2 separate regions of the Homo sapiens genome follow, and region 1 is linked to region 2. A link is a contact called in ENCODE Hi-C or POLR2A ChIA-PET data. All regions are on one chromosome and are shown on one strand. Each heading gives the region's core, a stretch centred on a gene start or an enhancer-like site at or near the end of the contact. The rest is flanking DNA. Distances are from core to core; before and after follow the strand shown.

What was found. A loop is a pair of places that touch in the nucleus more often than their neighbours do. ChIA-PET counts read pairs that join two places held with the same protein, here RNA polymerase II (POLR2A). Pooled maps may share reads with other maps.
Region 1: a pooled map shows a loop between it and region 2 (8-fold over the local background). The contact joins the promoter of DRG2 here to the promoter of RASD1 in region 2. A Hi-C loop is called at or near these places in 7 of 50 pooled maps. POLR2A ChIA-PET finds 5 or more read pairs at or near these places in 2 of 52 experiments (H1 and PC-9).

The regions. Positions count from the first base shown.
Region 1 is chr17:18,085,848-18,091,102 of GRCh38, reverse strand. It overlaps DRG2 (developmentally regulated GTP binding protein 2), which reads right to left and starts at 3,155. Exons shown (of 13, transcript NM_001388.5): 1 at 3,016-3,155. The coding sequence starts at 3,079. RefSeq lists enhancers at 2,271-2,770, 2,728-2,777, 2,828-3,147, 2,771-3,272, 3,338-3,497.
Region 2 is chr17:17,492,501-17,498,013 of GRCh38, reverse strand. RASD1 (ras related dexamethasone induced 1) reads left to right here and starts at 1,619. Exons shown (of 2, transcript NM_016084.5): 1 at 1,619-2,118; 2 at 2,330-3,577. The coding sequence starts at 1,833. The coding sequence ends at 2,889. It overlaps MED9 (mediator complex subunit 9), which reads right to left. Exons shown (of 2, transcript NM_018019.3): 2 at 4,793-5,513. RefSeq lists silencers at 899-1,128, 1,179-1,308, 1,469-1,688.

The sequences.
Region 1 (5,255 bases), core at 1,906-4,405, 590 kb before region 2:
CTGACTCCGATAGGTCAGGAAATGGGACTGGATCCCCAGCCTCCAGCACAGGGCCCAGGCACACAGGAAATATTTTACCAAGTGAATCAGTGAATTGATAGCAGTAAGAAATGGTCAAGAATGGGTTCTGCAGCTGGGCATGGTGGCTCATGCCTGTAATCCCAGCACTTTGGGGAAGCTGAGAAGGGAGGACTGCTTGAGGCTGGGAGTTCAAGACTACCCTGGGCAACATAGTGAGACCGTGCCTCTACAAAAAACATAAAAATTGGCCGGGTGGGGTGGCTCACACCTGTAATCCCAACACTTTGGGGAAGCTGAGAAGGGAGGACTGCTTGAGGCTGGGAGTTCAAGACTACCCTGGGCAACATAGTGAGACCGTGCCTCTACAAAAAACATAAAAATTGGCCGGGTGGGGTGGCTCACGCCTGTAATCCCAGCACTTTGGGAAGCCGAGGTGGGCGGATCAACTGAGGTCCGGAGTCCGAAACCAGCCTGACCAACATGGAGAAACCTTGTCTCTACTAAAGACACAAAATTAGCTGGGCGTTGTGGCACACACCTGGGAGACTGAGGCAGGAGAATCCCTTGAACCTGGGAGGCGGAGGTTGCGGTGAGCCGAGATTGCACCATTGCACTCCAGCCTGGGCAACAAGAGTGAAACTCCATCTCAAAAAAAAAAAAAAAAAAAAAAAAAAATATATATATATATATATATATATATATATATATATATAAATTAGCCCGGTGTGGTGGTGCACACCTGTAGTCCCAGCTACTCAAGAGGTGGAGGTGGAAGGATTGCTCGAATGCAGGAGTTTGAAGTTACAGTGAGCTATGATCACACCACTGCACTCCAGCACTCCAGCCTGGGCAACAGAGCAAGACTGTCTCAAAAAAAAAAAAAAAAAAAAAAAAGGATTCAGTGTCAGTCAGGTACACATGGCCCTTCCTGTCATCCCAGCTCCTAAAATTCTGAGCATCTCTGAAGGGAGGGACTAGGTCTTAATCACCTTTATATCTCCTTTGTCTACTACTGCCAAAGTGGCAGCATCTCTAGCCTCCCTGTGACTTTCCTTGGGTCTTATGGGTAATATGGAATATTACAGCAGCCAGAGGGAACTTTCAAGACAGAAGTCAGAATAGCCCCTCCCCTGCTTAACACCCTGCACCAGCTCCCACTGCCTTAGAACACAACCCAGAGTCTTTCCCATGACCTATGGCTCTGCATGATCAACCCCCTCCTGTCCCATCACTGCACCCCAGCCCCAGTCCTGTTGACCTGTAAACAGCCAAGTTTGTTCCTGCCTCAGGGCCTTTGCACTAGCTGCTCTTTCTGCCAGGAACCCTCTTCCCCCAGATGTTTGCGTGACCGGTTCCTTCTTTTCAATCAGGTCTTAGTTCAAATGCCCCATCCTCATGGTGGTCTTCTCTATCACTCCACCTAAGCAGACCCAATCCCCAGTCCCTCCCCACCCCCAATATTCTGCTGTATCACCCTGGTTTGTCTTCATAGCACATATTGCTGGCTGACATTATCTTATTTATTTGATTTCTAGTTTTCAGACCGTCAACTAGAAGATCAGATCCAAGGGCTGGGATATGCCTGCTGTGTTCACTGCTTTAACCACAGTGCCTAGCACATAGTAAAGGCTCAGGAAAGATCGGCCAGGCACGGTGGCTCATGCCTGTAATCCCAGCACTTTGGGAGGCCGAGGCGGGTGGATCACCTGAGGTCAGGAGTTTGAGACCAGCCTGGACGACATGGCAAAACCCCCTCTCTACTAAAAAAATACAAAAATTAGCCGGGTGTGGTGGCACGTGCCTGTAATCCCAGCTATTTGGAGGCTGAGGCAGGAGAATCGCTTGAACCTGGGAGGCAGAGGTTGCAGTGAGCCCAGATGGCACCACTGCACTCTAGCCTGGGTGACAGAACAAGACTGTCTCAAACAAACAAACAAAAAAGATTTACAGAAGGAATGAGTCATAGAGGGCCCTCAACTCCTTGGCCTTCAAACCTAAATGGAACCAAGGGAGGGCAGACACTGGGACCAGCTATCTAGTGTTGCTTGCTTCCTGCTCCCACAAGCCTGAATGGCTAGCCACTAGCCTGGCCAATTGCATCTCCCATTACTCTTCCATAACCCCCTTCTGATCTAGATTGTTCTCACTGTCCCATGAACATACCATGCTCACTCCCATGTCTTTGTCTCAGCAGTGGCCCCCACCTGGGATACCCTTCCAACAACCAGCTCAAGTCCCACTTTGTCCTGGTGTCATCGTTCTCTCCTCACCTCTCTTCTGTGAGCTCCTCCAGCCCTTACATTCTAAAGTCCAGATTTGAGGCTTCATTATGTATTATCTATGTTGGGGTGTTTACTTTAAATACTGAGTGCTCACCATGTGCCCAGTGCTTTGTAAAGGCCATCTAATTTAACTCAGCTGTGTACTAAGATGGAGCAGGGGAGTATTACCCCATTTACAGATGAGGACACTGAGACTCCAAGAAATGAAGTGACTTTCCAATGTTTTACAGAAGGTACGTGGTGGACCTGGGGCTCAAACCCAGGCCTTCCAGACTCCAGAGTCCTGATTCCCTTGCTCCAATGGGCTCTCAGCTGCTGGGTGAGGCTGTTCCTGAGAGGTCTCCTCTTGCACTTCCCAAAACAACAGAGTAGACCCAGGCCCCAGGCCCAGCCATCAGGAGACTGAGGTTTGAACCCCAGCTCCGCCTCTCTCTGGGTCAGATGCTTGCTCTGTGAGCTGGGACTACTCTACTCGGGCACACGGTCTGGGACTGACCAGATCTCTTGGGGTACGTTTGCAGTCAGACCTGGGCGTGAGACCCGCTCCCGCCTGGCCCTGCCTTGGGCGCGCAGGGCGGCCTCGGCACTTGTCTGGCAACTTCTCCGCGGCCTCGGATCTTGCCCCAGCATTACTGCTGGAGTTGTTCCCCCATTTTACAGACAGGAAAACTGAGGCAGGCAGAAAGGAAGGCCCCGCCCGGCCGGCCCTCACCCTTGTTCTTCTGTGTCCGAGCGATCTCCTTCTCGATCTCCGAGATCTTCTCTAAGATCCCCATGGTAGCAGCAGAGGTGGGCGCACAGACAGCGGTGGCGGCGGCACCGGCAATTCCGGTCTGACGGCGGCGACAGAGTAGCGTGCGCCCGGAAGCCAAAGAGAACAGCGTTCTCGTGGGCGCCTGGTGCTCCAGGATTCAGAGTCCGGGCGAGCCAAGTGCCAGACACTATCGGTTCCGCCCGCTGGGCCGGCCAGGCTGCGGACCTCTGGAAAGAGCCGGGGCGGGGCCGGGCCATGCTGTACTGGCCCACGGCTGCGGCTGGCAGGAGCAAGCAAGGAAGAGAGGGAATCTGCCCGTGTTGAACTCTGAACTGCGGGTCCCTGAGCGCAGCTGACTGGCAGTGTAAGGAAAAGGGGCTGAGCCGAAAGCCTAGTGGCTTTCATTTTATACTATAAATGGAGGTGTCCAATCTTTTGGCTTCTCTGGGCCACATTGGAAGAATTGTCTTGGGCCACACGTAAAATACACCAACACTAACGATAGCTGATGAGCTTAAAAAAAAATCGCCAAAAAAACCCTCAATGTTTTGGCCGGGCGCGGTGGCTCACGCCTGTAATCCCAGCACTTTGGAAGGCCGAGACGGGCGGATCACCTGAGGTTGGGAGTTCGAGACCAGCCTGACCAACATGGAGAAACCCATGTCTACTAAAAATACAAAATTAGCCGGGCGTGGTGGCGCGCGCCTATAATCCCAGCTACTGGGAAGGCTGAGGCAGGAGAATTGCTTGAACCCGGGAGGCGGAGGTTGCGGTGAGTGGAGATTGCGCGCCATTGCACTCCAGCCTGGGCAACAAGAGCGAAACTCCATCTCAAAAAACAAACAAACAAAAAACCTCAGTTTTTTTTTCTTTGTTTTAGTTTTGTTTTTTTGAGACGGAGTCTCACTTTGTCATCCAGGCTGTAGTTCAGTGGTGTGATCTTGGCTCACCGCAACCTCCGACTCCTGGGTTCAAGTGATTCTCCTGCCTCAGCCTCCCAAGTAGTTGGGATTACAGGCGCGTGCCACCACACTCGGCTAATTTTTGTATTTTTAGTAGAGACGAGGTTTCACCATGTTGGCCAGGCTGGTCACGAACTCCTGACCTCAAGTGATCTGCCTGCCTCAGCCTCACAAAGTGCTGGGATTACAGGCGTGAGCCGCTGTGCCCTGCCTAAATTTCATAATGTTTTAAGAAAGTTTACGAATTTGTGTTTGGCCACATTCAAAGTGGTCCTGGGCCACATGTGGCTGCAGACCTCAGGTGGGACAAGCTTGAAGAGGTTCAAAATGGATCCCCAAGATGCTGCCACTGCACTCCAGCATGGGCAACAGAGCGAGAACCTGTCTCAAGAAAAAAAAAGTGGATCCCCATACCACCTTTTTTTTTTTTTTTTTTTTTTTGAGACAGGGTCTCACTTGATCACCCAGGCTGGTGTGCAGTGGCGTGATCACAGCTCACTGCAGCCTCGACCTCCCAGGCTCAGGTGATCCTCCCTCCTCAGTCTGGGAGAAAATCAGCCACCGCGCCTGGCTGATTTTTGTATTATGTTGTAGAGATGGAGTTTCACCATTGTTGCCCAGTCTGGTCTTGAACTTCTGAGCTCAAGGAATCTGCCAGCCTTGGCCTCCCAGAGTTCTGAGATTACAGGCATGAGCCACTGCACCTGCCCCCCATACCACCTTAACGCAGTACTCCAACTCAGGATCACCTACCATCAGATGCCTCCTGATACGAAGCAGTGTAAAGTAGACAGCATCTCGTGACATTTTTTCTTAGACAGGCTCTCCCTCTATTGCCTAGGCTAGAGTGCAGTGGCGTGACTACAGCTCACTGCAACCTCAACCTTCCAGGCTCAAGTGATCCTCCCACCTCAGCCTCCTGAGTAATTGTGACTATAGGCCCGAACCATCATGCCTGGCTAATTAAAAAAAATTTTTTTTTGTAGAGATGGGGTTTCACTATGTTGCCCAGGCTGCTCCTGAACTCCTGGTCTCAAGCAGTCCTCCCACCTCGGCCTCCCAAGGTGCTAGGATTACAGGCATGAGCCACCTCATCTGGCTGACAGCATCTCTTATGTAGAATTCTTGCCAAAAATACTGTAACTGAGTTTAGGCATGAGGAAACATCAGATAAATGTAGAAAGTGGAACATTTTATAAGGCAATTGGCCTTGGTTCATCAAAATTGTCAATGACA
Region 2 (5,513 bases), core at 370-2,869:
GCCTGTCGGATAACTGCTGCATAAGTGACACCAGGAATCAGAGCCAGGCCAGGGCCACTGATGAGCCCTTGGATGCTCACTGTGTGATGCGTGCATTTGAAATATCTGACAGTAAGAGTGAGGCCTGGGAGAGATGCAGGGACTCTGAGGATGGGGGCCAAGCTGGGCTGAGAAACAAGTTAGTGGTGTCCTGCAGCAGCCCCTACAGCAAGTGCCAGCGTGGGAGGGAGGTGGGTAGGCATGGGGTGGGTGGTATGGCACTCACAGCACTGCCTGCAGACCACCACCTGACAGCTGGGCCGGTGGTGCCAGCTAATGGCTCCCTAGTTTTCTCGTAAGTCAGACGTGGCCAAAGCAAAACACTGAGCACACAGGTTGCCTTGAGGAGCAGTGACTGCCTCAAGAGCTCAGGGCTGAGGAGCTGGCTCCAGACAGCCTGTTGCCAATGTTCAGCAACATCACCCCACTCCTGGTTACTGATCGACCTGGTGTGCTCTTGAGAGTACCCCCACCAGGCCTCATGGGTCAATACTACTGTTATTGTTGCTATTGTTATTACCAGGCCCCGCCCTCCTAAAGCATTTGCATATTTTCATCCTTAATCACAGAACCAGAATCAGTATCTTCCAGAAGAGAAAACTGAGGCCCAGGAGAAAGCAAGAGGCTGTGCTGTGCTCCCAGGGCCTTCCTGGCTCGCTGTGGCTTTGAGCTCCAGGTCTCTCAGCTAGACAATGAGAACGTCGGCCCACGCGCGGCACAGTAAAAGCCCAAAATGCTATGATGGACGGGGTGGGCCGCTGGCTGCAGAGCCCTCCATACCACAGAGCATCTCTGGCTGGGAGAAAGGAGCAGGCTGAGGCCTGCAGCAGAGCGCGGGGTTGGGGACCGCTCCTGTTGGGCCCCAGCAAGGCGCCCTGAGACCCCTGCTCCATCCCTGCCGCTCCCCACCCGCCTGCTCCTAGCCTCTGTTCTAGCTCTGCCCGCGGCGGCCACAGCCTCCCCGAGCCGCCGGCCGGGCCCTCTGCTGCCCTCTGGCGGCCCGAGCGCGCGGTGCCGAGCTCCGCGCCTGAGGCCCTGAAACCCCGCGTCCGCCCGGCGGTCGCCTCCCGGGAACAAGAGCCCGGCTGGGGACCGGAGCGGAAGGGGGCTGGGGCTGGGGCTGTGCTCTGAGGACTGCAATATACGGTCCGCGCAAGCACTCAGCAAACGCTGCTGCGCTTACTGGGTTACTTACTAGATTCCTATTCTCTGGGGAAACTGAGAACCAAAGAAAATAAGTGTACGCGCGCGGGAGGTGCAGGAATGGGGGTCCTTGCCCGAAGTCGCAGAGGGACAGGGGCACCGCCGGGACCAGAACCCCGACGCCCCTGCGGCCGCCGAGCCCGCGGCAGTGGAAAAGCGGAGTCCGAGCGCCTCCAGCCTCAGCCCGACCCTGGACTGCTCCCCCCAGCCCCCGCGCCCAGAGAGCAGGAGCCCGGCAGCGGGTGACGAGGTCGCCGGGACTGGGAGCCGGTGCGGGGGAGGCGGGCCCCGCGGGGCGTGACGCACCGAGCTGGGAGGGCCGGGGCGGGGCAGCCGAGCAGGCTGCATATAAGGGCGGCGGCCGGGCGCCAAAGCCAGAGCAAGCGGCCTGTGCCCAGATCCTGGGAGAACCCCAGCCGAGCCCAGCCTAGCCCGAGCCCAGCCCGAGCGGAGCCGGAGCCCCAAGCCCGAGCCGCGCCCAGCCCGAGCAGAGCCCTCCAGCCGCTCACCCCGCGTGCCACCCCAGCGACCCTCAGCCGCTCTCTGCCCTTCTCTCGGCCCCGCGCCCGCCCTCGCGGCCCCTCTGCCCAATGAAACTGGCCGCGATGATCAAGAAGATGTGCCCGAGCGACTCGGAGCTGAGTATCCCGGCCAAGAACTGCTATCGCATGGTCATCCTCGGCTCGTCCAAGGTGGGCAAGACGGCCATCGTGTCGCGCTTCCTCACCGGCCGCTTCGAGGACGCCTACACGCCTACCATCGAGGACTTCCACCGCAAGTTCTACTCCATCCGCGGCGAGGTCTACCAGCTCGACATCCTCGACACGTCCGGCAACCACCCGTTCCCCGCCATGCGGCGCCTCTCCATCCTCACAGGTGAGCCGGGGGCCGGGCAGGTGCGGGAGGGAAGGGCGGGGAACCCTCGGCCAGGGCGCCCCGCGAGCGCCGGTCCGGCTGCCGCGCGCCGAGTAGTGCGCTTCGCGCTTAGAGAGGCTAGCGCGCCCCGCGCGGCCTCAAAGTCAGCCCGACTTGTCCCCTGGGCGGCCACCCTCACCTTCTCCTTTTCTGCTCTCTGTGCCCCCTCTAGGAGACGTTTTCATCCTGGTGTTCAGTCTGGACAACCGCGACTCCTTCGAGGAGGTGCAGCGGCTCAGGCAGCAGATCCTCGACACCAAGTCTTGCCTCAAGAACAAAACCAAGGAGAACGTGGACGTGCCCCTGGTCATCTGCGGCAACAAGGGTGACCGCGACTTCTACCGCGAGGTGGACCAGCGCGAGATCGAGCAGCTGGTGGGCGACGACCCCCAGCGCTGCGCCTACTTCGAGATCTCGGCCAAGAAGAACAGCAGCCTGGACCAGATGTTCCGCGCGCTCTTCGCCATGGCCAAGCTGCCCAGCGAGATGAGCCCAGACCTGCACCGCAAGGTCTCGGTGCAGTACTGCGACGTGCTGCACAAGAAGGCGCTGCGGAACAAGAAGCTGCTGCGGGCCGGCAGCGGCGGCGGCGGCGGCGACCCGGGCGACGCCTTTGGCATCGTGGCACCCTTCGCGCGCCGGCCCAGCGTACACAGCGACCTCATGTACATCCGCGAGAAGGCCAGCGCCGGCAGCCAGGCCAAGGACAAGGAGCGCTGCGTCATCAGCTAGGAGCCCCGCCGCGCTGGCGACACAACCTAAGGAGGACCTTTTTGTTAAGTCAAATCCAACGGCCCGGTGCGCCCCAGGCCGGGAGCGCGCGCGGACTGGCGTCTCCCCTCCCGGCGATCCGCCCCCAGCACTGGGGAGGCGCCACTGAACCGAGAAGGGACGGTCATCTGCTCCGGAAGGAAAGAGAACGGGCCAAGACTGGGACTATTCCCCACCCCCGGTCCCCCATTGAGGCCCGCCACCCCCATAACTTTGGGAGCGAGGGCCCAGCCGAGGGTGGATTTATCTTCTCAAAGACCTAAGAGTGAGCGCGGGGTGGGGGAGGGATGTGAAGTTATCCAGCCTCTGCTAGGCTTCAAGAAACCGTCATGCCCGCTTGAGGGTCAGGACCCACGGGGCATTATCTTGTCTGTGATTCCGGGTTGCTGTGACAGCCGGTAGAGCCTCTGCCCTCCCAAAACTAAGCGGGGGGGCGTGGGTCAAATCATAGCCAAGTGACTTGTTTACATGTGAGTGAAACTGCACAAAGGAACACAAAACAAAACTTGCACTTTAACGGTAGTTCCGGTGTCAACATGGACACGAACAAAACCTTACCCAGGTGTTTATACTGTGTGTGTCTGAGGTCTTTAAAGTTATTGCTTTATTTGGTTTTTTAATATACAATAAAATAATTTAAAATGGAAAACCGGTTTTTTTTTTTTTTTTTTTGCTTTTAGAGATGGCTGGAGTGGGGAAGGGTGGGGAGAAGGAAAGGGCTGGGCTTTGACTTAGGTGGAACTAGAACTTACCTTCCCCAGAACTGGAAAATAACCCTGGCCTTCTGAAGGCAGCTTCAGCTGCCAGAAAAGCCCCAGATGCCTGGGGCATCTATGTAGGGGATGGTTCCCTAGAAAACCGGGAAGAATATAAAGGATTTCAGGGTCCCCCCTGGAGATGAACTCTTTCTAGCCATCCACCCGCTTAATTTTCTTTGGGTTAGATGACAAAAGGCCTCATTTTCTGAGAGAATGTTCTGAATTCTTCAGCGTAAAAGCCACTGGAACTGTGCCTAACCATTTTGTCACCAGACTCAGTGTGGGCCCAGGCAAACTTTCGGACTGTTGGAGGCATCAGTCAGGCCCTGGGGAAAGAGCCTGAGACCCCATCTGGAAACAGGACCATCCTGGCGCGCCCCCACCACCCGCTCACTCCAGGGTGCCACCCTGTCTGGAAACAGCTAACTCCTCAGCCTCTGCTCCCCTCTAGCTCCAGGAAGTGCTCCTGGCCAGGTGTAGAGCCCCATCCCCCTTCAGCCTTGCTGTCTCCGTCTCATGGCTAAGGCACCCCAGAACACCAATCTCTCTGCCACTAGTACTGCAAACCTGTTGGTGGGTGACACCTGCCAAGCCTCTAATTCTTCACCCCGGGAAGAGAGAACACCCTCGGCATGGGCTCACTGTGGGGATTAAGTGTGATGTTTGAAAAGTACTTAGCATAAATGCCGGCCACCCAGTAATCCAAGTAATTGGTGGCTTTCAGAGGACGCTCAGCCCTGTGAGAGACACTCAAAATTGTCCTAGAAGGATTTCAACCCTGCTCTGGTGAGGGCGGCTCCCCACAGGACTGAACCTCCTCGAGTCACCAAAAGGCACCCCCCACCTCCCCCCTCCAAAAATAAAAGGCAACTAAGGACAGCCCAGGGATGACCCGCCAGGCAAACTGCCCTTGAGGCCAGCCGGGAGAGGAGTTCCTGTTCCACACTGGTTCAGCGGGTGTGTGTGCTGGGGCGGGTGTGTGTGCTGGGGCGGAGGGAGTGAGGAGCAGAGGTGTGGTTGTGTCTGAAGAGACTGAGAGAAACATTTTCCTCTCAACTATCTGAGAGCCATCCCACTATGAATTTCTCAGTACAAAAAGCATTATGTCCTGAGACAGCAGAGCATAAGTCCTTTTAATTATGTGTTTGAAAAATGTCACAAGTCAAAAAAGGAACACAAGGCAGGCTCCGGCTCCCTCCACCCCCGTGAGGAGCCCTTGTCCATTTCAGCCTTGCACTCAGAAAGACCCCGGGGGTCTTGTAGTTCCACGTGCTTCATGTTTCGTGGTATCTGTCAGAGCCTTAAAACAGGCCCACCCACTACTGTGAAATTTCAAGGAAATAACTGATTCAGTTAAATAACAGTCCCAAGGTAGACCTGGTCTCACAGGTGACCACCCGCTTAAATCCAGAGCCTTCTTTTCTGTCCAAAGCCACTGAAATTTGATCTCCTCCTTCACACATTCCCAGGTCCCCAATATGCCACCCACCTTCTGACAGGTGGCTACAGGTCTACACTAATGGAAGCTCTGCTAAAAACATCTCCACCCAACCCTCCTGCCAACGAGGTCAGCTGGCAGGCATCTGCTAAGCCCCTAAACTGGTCAGCGCAGGTTATGCGCCCATTCCGAGACCCAAACAATACTCCAGGACTTCGCACCTCCTCCTCGAGAGGCAACGGAGAGAACTGCTCTTACTTCAATCTGACAGTCAAGGGAGAGCACACAAATAAAACGTCCCATCTGGAAGAAATCAGGGAAGCTGGGGAAATGAGGCTGTTCATCAACTTTTAAGAGCTCAAACTTGGCTGTGTAACTTTCAGACCTAG